Regions from separate parts of the Homo sapiens genome. Here region 2 is linked to region 1. The links are chromatin loops, found by intact Hi-C in ENCODE. Cell type or tissue: A673. All regions are shown on one strand. Links, peaks and the distances in the headings refer to the core of each region. The heading gives the core; the rest is flanking DNA.

What was found. A loop is a pair of places that touch in the nucleus more often than their neighbours do. Peaks named below come from ENCODE experiments on the same cell type or tissue, not always from the same donor. Only the 100,000 strongest peaks of a DNase experiment are listed, where the experiment ranks them.
Region 2: a loop joins it to region 1, with 4 times the contacts of the local background. A loop is called at or near these places in 2 of 110 quality-filtered maps.

The regions. Positions count from the first base shown.
Region 1 is chr10:69,974,405-69,979,794 of GRCh38, reverse strand. No RefSeq gene overlaps it. Among named protein-coding and RNA genes, the nearest start is that of LINC02636, 32 kb to the left of the region's middle. In A673, for the core only: no CTCF peak of the experiment used is centred there; DNase peaks (open chromatin) are centred at 2,674 and 4,974; H3K4me3 peaks cover 731 bases; H3K27ac peaks cover 3,105 bases.
Region 2 is chr10:70,031,939-70,037,328 of GRCh38, reverse strand. No RefSeq gene overlaps it. Among named protein-coding and RNA genes, the nearest start is that of MACROH2A2, 18 kb to the left of the region's middle. In A673, for the core only: no CTCF peak of the experiment used is centred there; a DNase peak (open chromatin) is centred at 2,918; H3K27ac peaks cover 2,828 bases.

The sequences.
Region 1 (5,390 bases), core at 86-5,085:
TGGAGAAAGGCAGTGGCCACCAGCCCCTAGGGCAGGATGCACTCTAGCAGTGTGTCCAGCTTGAAGATGGCACCATGTCATAGCAGCTCAGGCTGTGGGGATAGGTAGTGCCCAACTTGGGCTCTTCCTCCAGGGCAGTGCAGCACAGAAACTTCCAGAACTCCCCAAACTGGATTCAGGGCCTGTGAGGACTGAGAGACTCTTTTCTAGCAAGAACTGCTGGTGTCTGTAGTGGCTATGAGGACCACTAGGGATCTCCAACTTACCTTCTCCCTGTAAGAAAAAGTACCCCCTGACTCCTAGCCAATCCTGGTGGGGAAGACAGTGCTACAGATGCAGGGTGTGCCACTCCTCTCTCTATGATGCTATCCTGGACTTCCATGCTCCATGGGGTTTTCCTATCCTTAGGTGCTGTCCAGCATACTTCCTTAGTCACTCCAGTTGTTTATTCATTGTTTTGGTCCCTTTTTGTCAGGGAGAAAAAGTCCCAGGCAACTCTAGCCAACCCTCTTGCTGACATCAGTGGTATAATGACCATATCTTCTTGATGGATTGACTCTTTTATTATTTTAAAATGTCCTTCTTTGCCCCTAGTAACAATTTTTGTCTTAAAGTTTGTTTTGTGTAATATGAGTATAGCCACTCCAGTTTTCTTTCGATTATCATTTGTTCTATTCGTGTCTCTGAATTCAAAATATGTCTCTCGTAAGTTACATATAGATAGATCATATTTTCATCCATTCTGATGATCTCTGTGTTTTGATTGGCATGTTTAATCCATTTGCATATAATATAATTGATAAAACACTATTTACATCTGCCTCTTTGCCATTACTTCTTTCTTTCTTTCTTTCTTTTTTTTTTTTTTGAGATGGAGTCTCACTCTGTCACCCAGGCTGGAGTGCAATGGCAAAATCTCGGCTCACTGTGACCTCCGCCTCCCAGGTTCAAGTAATTCTCCTGTGTCAGCCTCCCAAGTACCTGGGATTACAGGCACTTGCCATCATGCCTGGCTAATTTTTATATTTTTCAACAGGGTTTCACCCTGTTGGCCAGGCTGGTCTTGGCCATTATTTCTTTGTATATTCTTTCTGTCTGTTTCTCTTCCTTCTTCTCAGATTCCCAGTATGCGTGTGTTGATATGCTTGATGATTTCCCTTATGTCCCTGAGGCTTGTTTAGTTTTATTTATTGCCTTTTCTTTCTGTTCCTCAGACTGAATAACCTCAGTTGAACTGTCTTCAAGTTTGCTGATTCCGTCTTCTGTATGCTCATATGTGCTGTTTAACCTCTTTAGTGACATTTTCAATTCAGTTGTATTTTCTTTCTTTGTTTTTTGAGACGGAGTCTTGCTCTGTCATCCAGGTTGGAGTGCAGTGGTGTGATCTTGGCTCACTGCAACCTCTGCCTCCCAGGCTCAAGTTATTCTCCTGCCTCAGTCATCCAAGTAGCTGGAACTACAGGCACCTGCCACCACTGTCAGCTAATTTTTGTATTTTTAGTAGAGATGGGGTTTCACCATGTTGGCCAGGCTGGTCTTGAACTAGCCTCAAGTGATCTGCCCGCCTTGGCCTCCCAAAGTGCTGGTATTACAGGTGTGAGCCACCGCACCTGGTCCAGTTGTATTTTCTTAACCTTAGAATTTCTGGTTGTTCCATTTTATAATTTGTATCAATTTATTCATATTGTCTATACAGTGAGATATTATTCTCATATTTTCCTTTAGTTCTTTACCCATGGATTACTTTTTTTTTGAACATATCTAAAATAGTGATTTTAATGTCTTTGTCTAGTAAGTCCAACATCTGGCTTCCACAAAGGTAGTTTCTGTTACCTGCTTTTTTCTTGTATGTAGGCTTTCTTTCTTTTTGCATATTTTAAAATTTTAATTGAAACAGAACACCATATAATATTAGGTGTCATCTCTGGGAATCAGATTCTTTCTTCCCCCTCCCCACTCCATGATTTGCTGTCCTTGCTGTTTGTTGTTATTATTGTTTTCTTTTGATAGCAACTTTTTTGAGGTAATTCTATAATGTCTTTATTCATCATGTGTGCTCACTGATGTCTCTGCTCAGTTAACTTAGACATCAGCTAATGATTACACAGAGATTTCCTCAAATGACTAGAACAAATAAGTCTCCCAATCTGTGCTAAGTGGCTCTGTATGCATATTGAGGCATACCTTTAACACTCAGCCAGGGATGACAACTCTTGCTTAGTGTTCACTTACTGTTTGTGTAGGGCCTCAAGGTCAGCCAGAGGTGATAGCCTAGGGCTTTCTCAGATCTTTCCTGAGCATATCCACAGCCCTCTACATGCACATGTTTTTCTAGACTACTGTAAGTTGGAGTTTTAAAAAAATCCCCATGGATATCTCATTTCTCAGATTTACCCTTTAAACATTTTGGTTGGAATATTGTTTGTCCCAGCTGTTAGCCACCACACAGGCAGCCACAATGTTAAATAGTCACTGCTGTTTGTTTCTGACAAATTCTCCTGGAGAAGAGGCTGTTTACACTGGGCTAACCCTGATCTGGGTCAAATAAGATAAGTCTTGTGAATACGGTCTTCCAGGGAATGACCAGACAGGTTAAGTAATGATAATTCTCTGGAAGCATGGCCTTGAATGAGCTCCAAGCTGGTTCTGCCTCCCACATAACCACCTTCCTTCCTGCACCCCACTTCCTGCCTAACCCCAGGGCGTCTGGCTGCCAGGCTGCTGGTTTCATATTTTCAAGGCTACTGCTGAGCTGAGGAGGGTCATGGAAAAGGCAAGTTAAAACTCCACAAAACTCCCTGTTCTTACCAAGTTTCAGCCAGTTTTCTTGAATAAATGCTCCTGGATTGCTGTAAGCCTTTCATTAATTTTAGAGTTCTGAAAAAGTCGATTCTGACAATTTTTGCCATTGTTTTAGTTGATTTTATGGAGGAGAGAATGTTCAGAACTCCTTACTCCTCCATTTGTACTGATGTCACCCTGAATACCTTTAAAATTTAGCACATGGTATCTCCTCTGTATGACCACAATTAATCAGTATTTCTCTCTTCCTCTTATTCAGAATAATGGATAAACTAGATATGATTTACTTTCTCCTTCCCCAGGTCTCTGCTACTTTCCTTGCTGAAACTATTTGGGATTTTTGTTTCTTCTAGATTCTATCAATAAAACAACAATTATTTAGGCTTAGCTGCACGTTTTACCAATTTCTATGGATATAATAGTTTCTTGTATCCCATGTCTTTTTATTTGCTCAAGTACATTTTCTAGCATTAATTTCAGTGAGAGTTTATGGCCAAAGAAATATTCTAAGTCCTGCAGTCTGAACATGTTTTTATTTTGTCATAATACTTAAATAGTTGATTGCATATAGAATTTAGGTTCAAAATTATTTTGTCTTAGAATATTGAAATTATTTCTACAGTGTCTTCTTTTTAATATATTTTTGTAAATAATTTCAAACACAAGAAATAGCTATAGCAGTGTAAAGAACTCCTGTATATCCTTCATCCAGATTTGTCCCTCTTTGTCTTATTTCCCACATTTGTTTTCTTATTTTCTTTTTCAGTTTTTTCAACTTATCTTTTTATCTTTTTTCAATTAAATTTTTTTTTTCCTGAATGATTTGAGAGCAAGTTGTAGACATCTTTCTCCTTTACAGCTAGATACTTTGGTGTGTATTTTCTAAGGACAAGAATATTCACTTATATATTTCAGTATGTATTTTCTAAGGACAAGAATATTCACTTATATATTTCAGTGTGCATTTTCTAAGCACAAGAATATTCACTTATATAATGTCACACCATATTCAAACGTTGCCAATTGCTCTATAATGAACTTTTTGTCCATTTTTTTTCTGGCCCTGAATGTATTTTCCATGTCTCTTTAATCTTTACTCTTTGTTATTCTGGATCAGTTCCTCATTGTTCTTTGTCTTTCATGACACTGATATTTTTGAAAAGTACAGGCCAATGTTTTTGCTGAATCTCTCTCCATTACATTGTATTTTTATATCCATTGTTGCCAGTGAGAATGTGGAGGTAGAGGGGCTGAACAAGAATGTATTTAAGTCGGCATAACCCATCCTCACTCTTCAAAAGCCAGGGAGATAAACAATCTATTTGGGGAATATCCAGTACCTAAACTCCTGAAGACCTGTTCAAGCTCAGAATCCTTGGAGATGCCATTTAATAGCTTGTTTTTGGGAATTTACTACTTTCTCAAATGAGGCGTGAGTTAGGAAAGAGATCTCTATGTGATTGGAGTTATCCAAACCAATCTCTTTCCAATTCCCACATTAAAATCTTACTTCCGAGAGGGTACACTGCCGTTTTCCAATCACACATACAGGCTGTTAACAGCTACTATAGTCACAATATATTAAAGACACCAATGGCCACAATATGTCACCAGCTATCACTGTAAACCGTGATAGAATCAAAAAAGATTTAGAATTCAATGTCTTCACTTTTATGAAGAAGAGGCCGTGGGAGATGAAGGGCTGGTGAAGGCACATAACTTGTTAGTGCCACAGCCACATGACTTCTTCGGGTCACAGCCACATCTTGAATTAATATTCTGATTTATTATTTTAACTTGAAAAGATCCAGCAATGCTAAGGAAATCACTGTATCCTTAGCAATGGCAAGAGTATAATGACCACATTAATTAATACTGAAAAAGTGGGGAGGGAGACATAGTTCAAGTCTCCAGGACTAAGATACTATGATTCTGCCAGCCCAATTAAAAAGAGTGGGTGGATGATAAGCATGAAGTATCATTGGATGGGCCTCTGTGAGGTCAGGAGGGAGACTGCATGGGGGTGTATGAGGTCAGGAGGGAGACTGCAATTTATTATTCTAAGAGCATCTTAGCTGTTGGCACATTGAATTAAGAAGCCAGTGACAAAGATGTTCTTCCCAGTCAGCGGCCACAAATGTGAAGGTTTAGTGGTCTTTAATTCAGAGGAAAGACTCTAGCCATATAAACATAGAGATTTATTACTCACCCAGTGATGACTGCTATGAAATCCAGGGTCAACATCCTTCACTACATCTGCTTTTGATCAGCTCTGCAGAGTTAGTATTTATGTCAAGAGTTCTTAGCCCCAAGCTAAGTGGGGGTGGGGTATGAGGTGGAGACAGTGAATAGACAGAGGAAAACGGCTCAGAGAATTCAGAGGTCAGAAGCTTAACACTCAAATACAGGGCTCCATCAATATCTGCCCAGGGGTTTTTCTGATTACACATTTACCAGCCTAATATATGAGTTGAAAAGGATGATGTGTTTTAATGTCTGTGAAATAAGTCTAGGTATTAAATAAGGCAGAGCATTGCTTTACAATTGTAGGAAAAAAATTCTATGCTTTAATGGAAAATGATGCCACA
Region 2 (5,390 bases), core at 57-5,056, 58 kb before region 1:
GATTCCTCAGGGATCTAGAACTAGAAATACCATTTTACCCAGCCATCCCATTACTGGGTATATACCCAAAGGACTATAAATCATGCTGCTATAAAGACACATGCACACGTATGTTTATTGTGGCACTATTCACAATAGCAAAGACTTGGAACTAACCCAAATGTCCAACAATGATAGATTGGATTAAGAAAATGTGGCACATATACACCACGGAATACTATGCAGCCATAAAAAATGATGAGTTCATGTCCTTTGTAGGGACATGGATGAAATTGGAAATCATCATTCTCAGTAAACTATCGCAAGGACAAAAAACCAAACACCGCATGTTCTCAGTCATAGACGGGAATTGAACAATGAGAACACATGGACACAGGAAGGGGAACATCACACTCTGGGGACTGTTGTGGGGTGGGGGGATCGGGGAGGGATAGCATTAGGAGATATACCTAATGCTAAATGACGAGTCAATGGGTGCAGCACACCAGCACGGCACATGTATACATACATAACTAACCTGCACATTGTGCACATGTACCCTAAAACTTAAAGTATAATAATAATAATAATAAAAACTTAAAAATCTTGATAGCTGTTATTTATTATACATTTTCCATATGTCAGGACCTGCAAAGCACTTTAATAATGGTAGTGATGTTGACAGTAATGAACTGTTATTGCATGCTTGCTATATGCTATATGCTGTATACTACACTAACTGCTTTATGTGTATTAGCTCATATACTGCTTACATCAACCCCTTATGATGTTCTGTTATTAAGCCCACTTTATAGGTGAGGAAAGTGAGACCAGCAGTGGTTATGTAACTTGTCTAAGACAAGGATTCATATCCATGTGCAGGCTGACTTTAAAGCCTTTGCTCTTATGCTGCTATGTTGCTTTCTCTTTTTTTTTTAAGAGACAGAGTCTTGTTATGTTGCCCCATGATGGAGTATAGTGGTGCAATCATGGCTCACTGCAGCCTTGAACTCCTGGGCTCAAGCGATCCTCCCACCTCAGCCTCCCAAGTAGCTAGTCTGCAGCCTGTATTTCTTTCTAAATAAAAAATGTATCAAGAAAATGGGCAGGTAAGATTAGAGAATCATAAACTGAACCTTCAACAAGATTTGCCTCTAACTTGAAACTTACTGTTTGGAACCCATGGCCATGACACAGCTTAGAACCATGGAAGGGATGTAGGGTCATCCCTTGTAACCCCCACCCAGGGTGAAAATTCTGTCTGTGATAGCCTGGACAGATGGTCACCCCGCCTGTGTTTTAACACCTCACTGGCTGAGCTTCCACTGCTTTTCTAGTGCCTGTGCCACTGTTGGGAAATCTCAACAATGTTGGTTTTCAGACTCAAGCCCCTGTGTTTCTTGCTGCCTTTGCAAAGCTAAAGCCATCAAGTGGCAGCAAATCTCTCCCTGGCTCTCATCCCTCTCCCTTTTCTGTCTCCCACCCTTTGATAGAAAATTTCATAAAGAAGATGGCATTAGAGCTGAATATGGAAAGGCTGCATGGGATTTCAGTAGGTGGAGATGGGAGAAGGCAGGATTAGAGGCAGAGACTGGAAGTTGGCCAGGTGGGGGTGTGGCTGGTGTGCCAGCCTAGCTGTTCATTCAGTGCCTGAGAGCAGGTTCACAGGAAGGTATCTTTGGAATGGCAGGCTGAGGCCTTAATATGAGAAATTATCTTGAATAGACTCCAAAGTGATTCAACTAAGAATTTTTGCAAGTGTGCTTTATGTTGAGAAGTTAACACAGCCCGATTGCCTTATTTACACATGCTTATTTTCATAAAAAGACACTTGCTGTGGTCTGAATGTTTGTATCCCCCAGAATTCATATGTTGAAACCTCACCTCCAATGCAATAGTACTAAAAGAGGTGGGGTCTTTAGGAGGTGATTAGATCATGAGGACGGAGACCTCATGAATGGGATTAGTGTCCTTTTGAGAGGCTGGAGGAAGCTTGTCTTCTCTTCTGCCATGTGAGAATGCAGCAAGAAGGTGCCATCTCTGATGAGCAAGCCCTCACCAGATGCTGAAGTTGCTGGCACCTTGATCTTAGGCGTCCCAGCCTCCAGAACTGTGAACAATAAATTTCTATTGTTTATAAATTACCTAGTCTAAGGTACAGTCATCCCCTCATATCTGTGGATTCTGCATCTGTGGATTCAAGTAACCAGGGATCAAAAATATTTGGAAAAATTATTGCATCTGTACTAAAAATGTACAGAATTTTTCTTGTCATTATTCATTAAACAACACAGTATGATGATCATTTACCTAGCATTTAAATTGTATTAAGTTTTATAGGTAATCTACAGGTGATTTTAATTATATGGAAGGATGTACCTAGGTTATATGCAAATACTACACCATTTTTTAACAGGGACTTGAGCATCATCGAGTTTTGGTATCCACAGGAGGTTCTGGAACCAGTCCCCCACGGATATCAAGGGACGAGTGCATTTTGTTATAGCCGCTCAAAAGGACTAAGACAATATTCTTCAAACAGGCATGTTAAGTAGATTTACCGATGAGTTATCTGTACAAGGTCGCAGCAGCCTGTCCCTTGTGTCAGGTTTTGTCAGGAGGCCCACTTCTCTTTCTAGTACATCATGCTGCCTGTCTCTCTGATTGTCCCTTGCTTCCAGCTTATTTGATAAGAGTATTCTCCACTTCATTTTGTGTTGCTGATCATGAAATTGAGTGCTCCCAATTATATGACAGGTGAGCAAGAAGAACCTTACTTAGAGCCAGAGGGGAAGGTCACAATTAAGATCTTTAAGAACTTTCAAAAAGACATCCCTGCAGAATGGCTATGACAGCTGCTGCTCATTGAGATTAGGAACCGTTGGCTTGAAACCAGCTAGTGCTGAACAGCGGGACTTCCTGCTCTGCTCCAAAGTGTTTATTTCATTCCACAGTGGCTGCCGAAATGCAGCCTCTAGGAATCCTGCTTTAAATGTGCCCCTGGAGACCCTGGGCTATTAAGGGTTATTGCTATTGGTCCTCTGTCTAGGAAATGATTCCAGTTCTACGTTATACATCTTTGAGTTGGCTTAAAGCACTGCATATGTTACTACAAAGTGTTGCAGTGATGTATATGTTTGTTTTGGTAACCCATATAGTCATTTTTCAGGAAAATTATGTTGGGGACATTATGGCACATAACCCAAGGAAGCAAATGTTCACCCATCAGATTTTTTCTTTTTAGAATAAACCCTTAGAGTAACTCTCACGTGTACATGTTTCTATTTTCCAAACAGAATGAGTGTCCAGATAACCTTTAGCTCACACCGATATACCCTTAAAATGGTTATATCTGTGAATGATTCAATTAAATTAATAGCCCCCAATGCCTCTTGTGGAACTAGTTTCAATTTTATTTTTTTAATTTATCATTTCTTTCTTTATTTGTAGAGATGGGGTCTTGCTTTGTTGCCCAGGCTAGTCTCAAACTCCTGGCTTCAAGAGATCCTCCTGCCTCAGCCTCCCAAAGTGCTGGGATTACAGGTGTGAGCCACTGCACCAGGCCTAAAATTTTCTTATATTGCTCAAAGGTTAGATAAAATCCTAATTTTTGAATTCTGTTACCATGAAACAGACCCTGCAATATATATACTTACAATACATGACATCCCATGTACCATACTATACTCCTTTTCACATTTGTAAATTAAAAGAAAATCAACGATCAAACGAGGCATTCTCAGCACCCCTCCCTTTTTACTGTGCTGTAGTCCCTTTGCTAATCTTTAGAATGTGTGCGGTGTTTTCTTGGGAACAATAGTAGGGCTGATATTCTACATGGCTAGCCTTACTTGACCCAACCCTAGCCATTCACAAACAATGGACATTAGTGGTATATTTTTCACTTTCCTGCTTGCTCTCTGAGCAATTAACTGTGCAGTAGGATATGTCTTTATCAGGTCCTCTGATTTCTAGTTAAACCTGGTATTTTCCTTGTGCTGATATTCTCTCCCTTGAGATACAGCCTTTTGCTGATGCTAAAGGTTTGTAGCAGTCTTCATTTAGGCTTGTTCTTATTTTTGGATACAGCTAATATAGGCATAAGGTTTCTGTCAGATGAAATTTAGAGGCACTCTATATTTCTGTTTAGAATATTAAAAACACAGAGCTGTTTCTACAGCATTTGTAAATGCAGCACCTCCTTGCTTACAAAACAATCACAAGATCCTCTGAACCATGCAAAGTCTCCCAAAGAAATCTCCAGGGTAGCAGATTGCAAACTGGCTTCGAGATAACTGTTCTTCACCTCCCGTCTCTCAGCCAAACATTATTATCAGCTAGAACAAGAAGTTCTTTAAAAGTGTGATTGTAGCTGTTTTTATTTTGATTCTGTGCATAAAAGTTTAATTATTTAATTTTTTTATTTTTTTTTAGAGATAAGGTCTTGCTCTGTTTCCCAGGCTGGAGTGCAGTGGTGCAATCATAGCTCACTGCAACCTTGAGCTCCTGGGATCAAGCGATGTTCCTGCCTCAGCCTCCTGAGTAGCTGAGATTACAGGCATGCATTACTGCATCTGGCTAATATTTTTATATTTTTATTTTTAGTTTTTGAGATGGAGTCTCGCTCTGTCACCCAGGTTGGGGTGCAGTGGCGCAATCTCAGCTCACTGCAATCTCTATCCCCTGGGTTCAAGCAATTCTCCTGCCTCAGCCTCCCGAGTAGCTGGGATTACAGACGCACACCACCACGCCCAGCTAATTTGTTGTTGTTGTTATTTTATAGTGGAGACAGGGTTTTACCATGTTGGCCAGGCTGGTGTCGAACTCCTGACTTCAAGTGATACACCTCCCAGAGTGCTAGGATTACAGACGTGAGCCACTGCGCCCAGCCAATAATTTTATTTTTTGTAGAGGTAGGGTCTCACTTTGTTGTCCAGGCTGGTCTCAAAATTCTGGCTTCAAGTGATCCTCCCACCTTGGCTCCCTAAAGTGCTGGAATTAGAGGCATGAGGTACTGTGCCTAGACTGTATATGAAATTTTAAAAATGCCTGCCAGTTCCTTAATTCTGGTTGCTAGTACATACCACAGAGCAATGCAGATAGGGATGGACAGGACTGATGTAAAAATGGAAGCAAAGAAGCCAAGGTAGTGAAGTAAGTGCAAAGGTATAAATTTTGTTTCCAAGGAAACATATACAATGAAAGTATTTCCATTGAGAATATTTGTTTTTACTTATTTTTCCTCATTAGAGAAGTAAATAATATTTATATAGGCATTTTGGAAAAAATAGAAAAGCAGTCCTCATCCTTAATCTCAATACCCATGTAATAACTACTATTATTTCATATCCTTTCTGTATTTTCTTCTACACATCTATATAGTTCACAAAAATGAAATGATTCACTTTCAA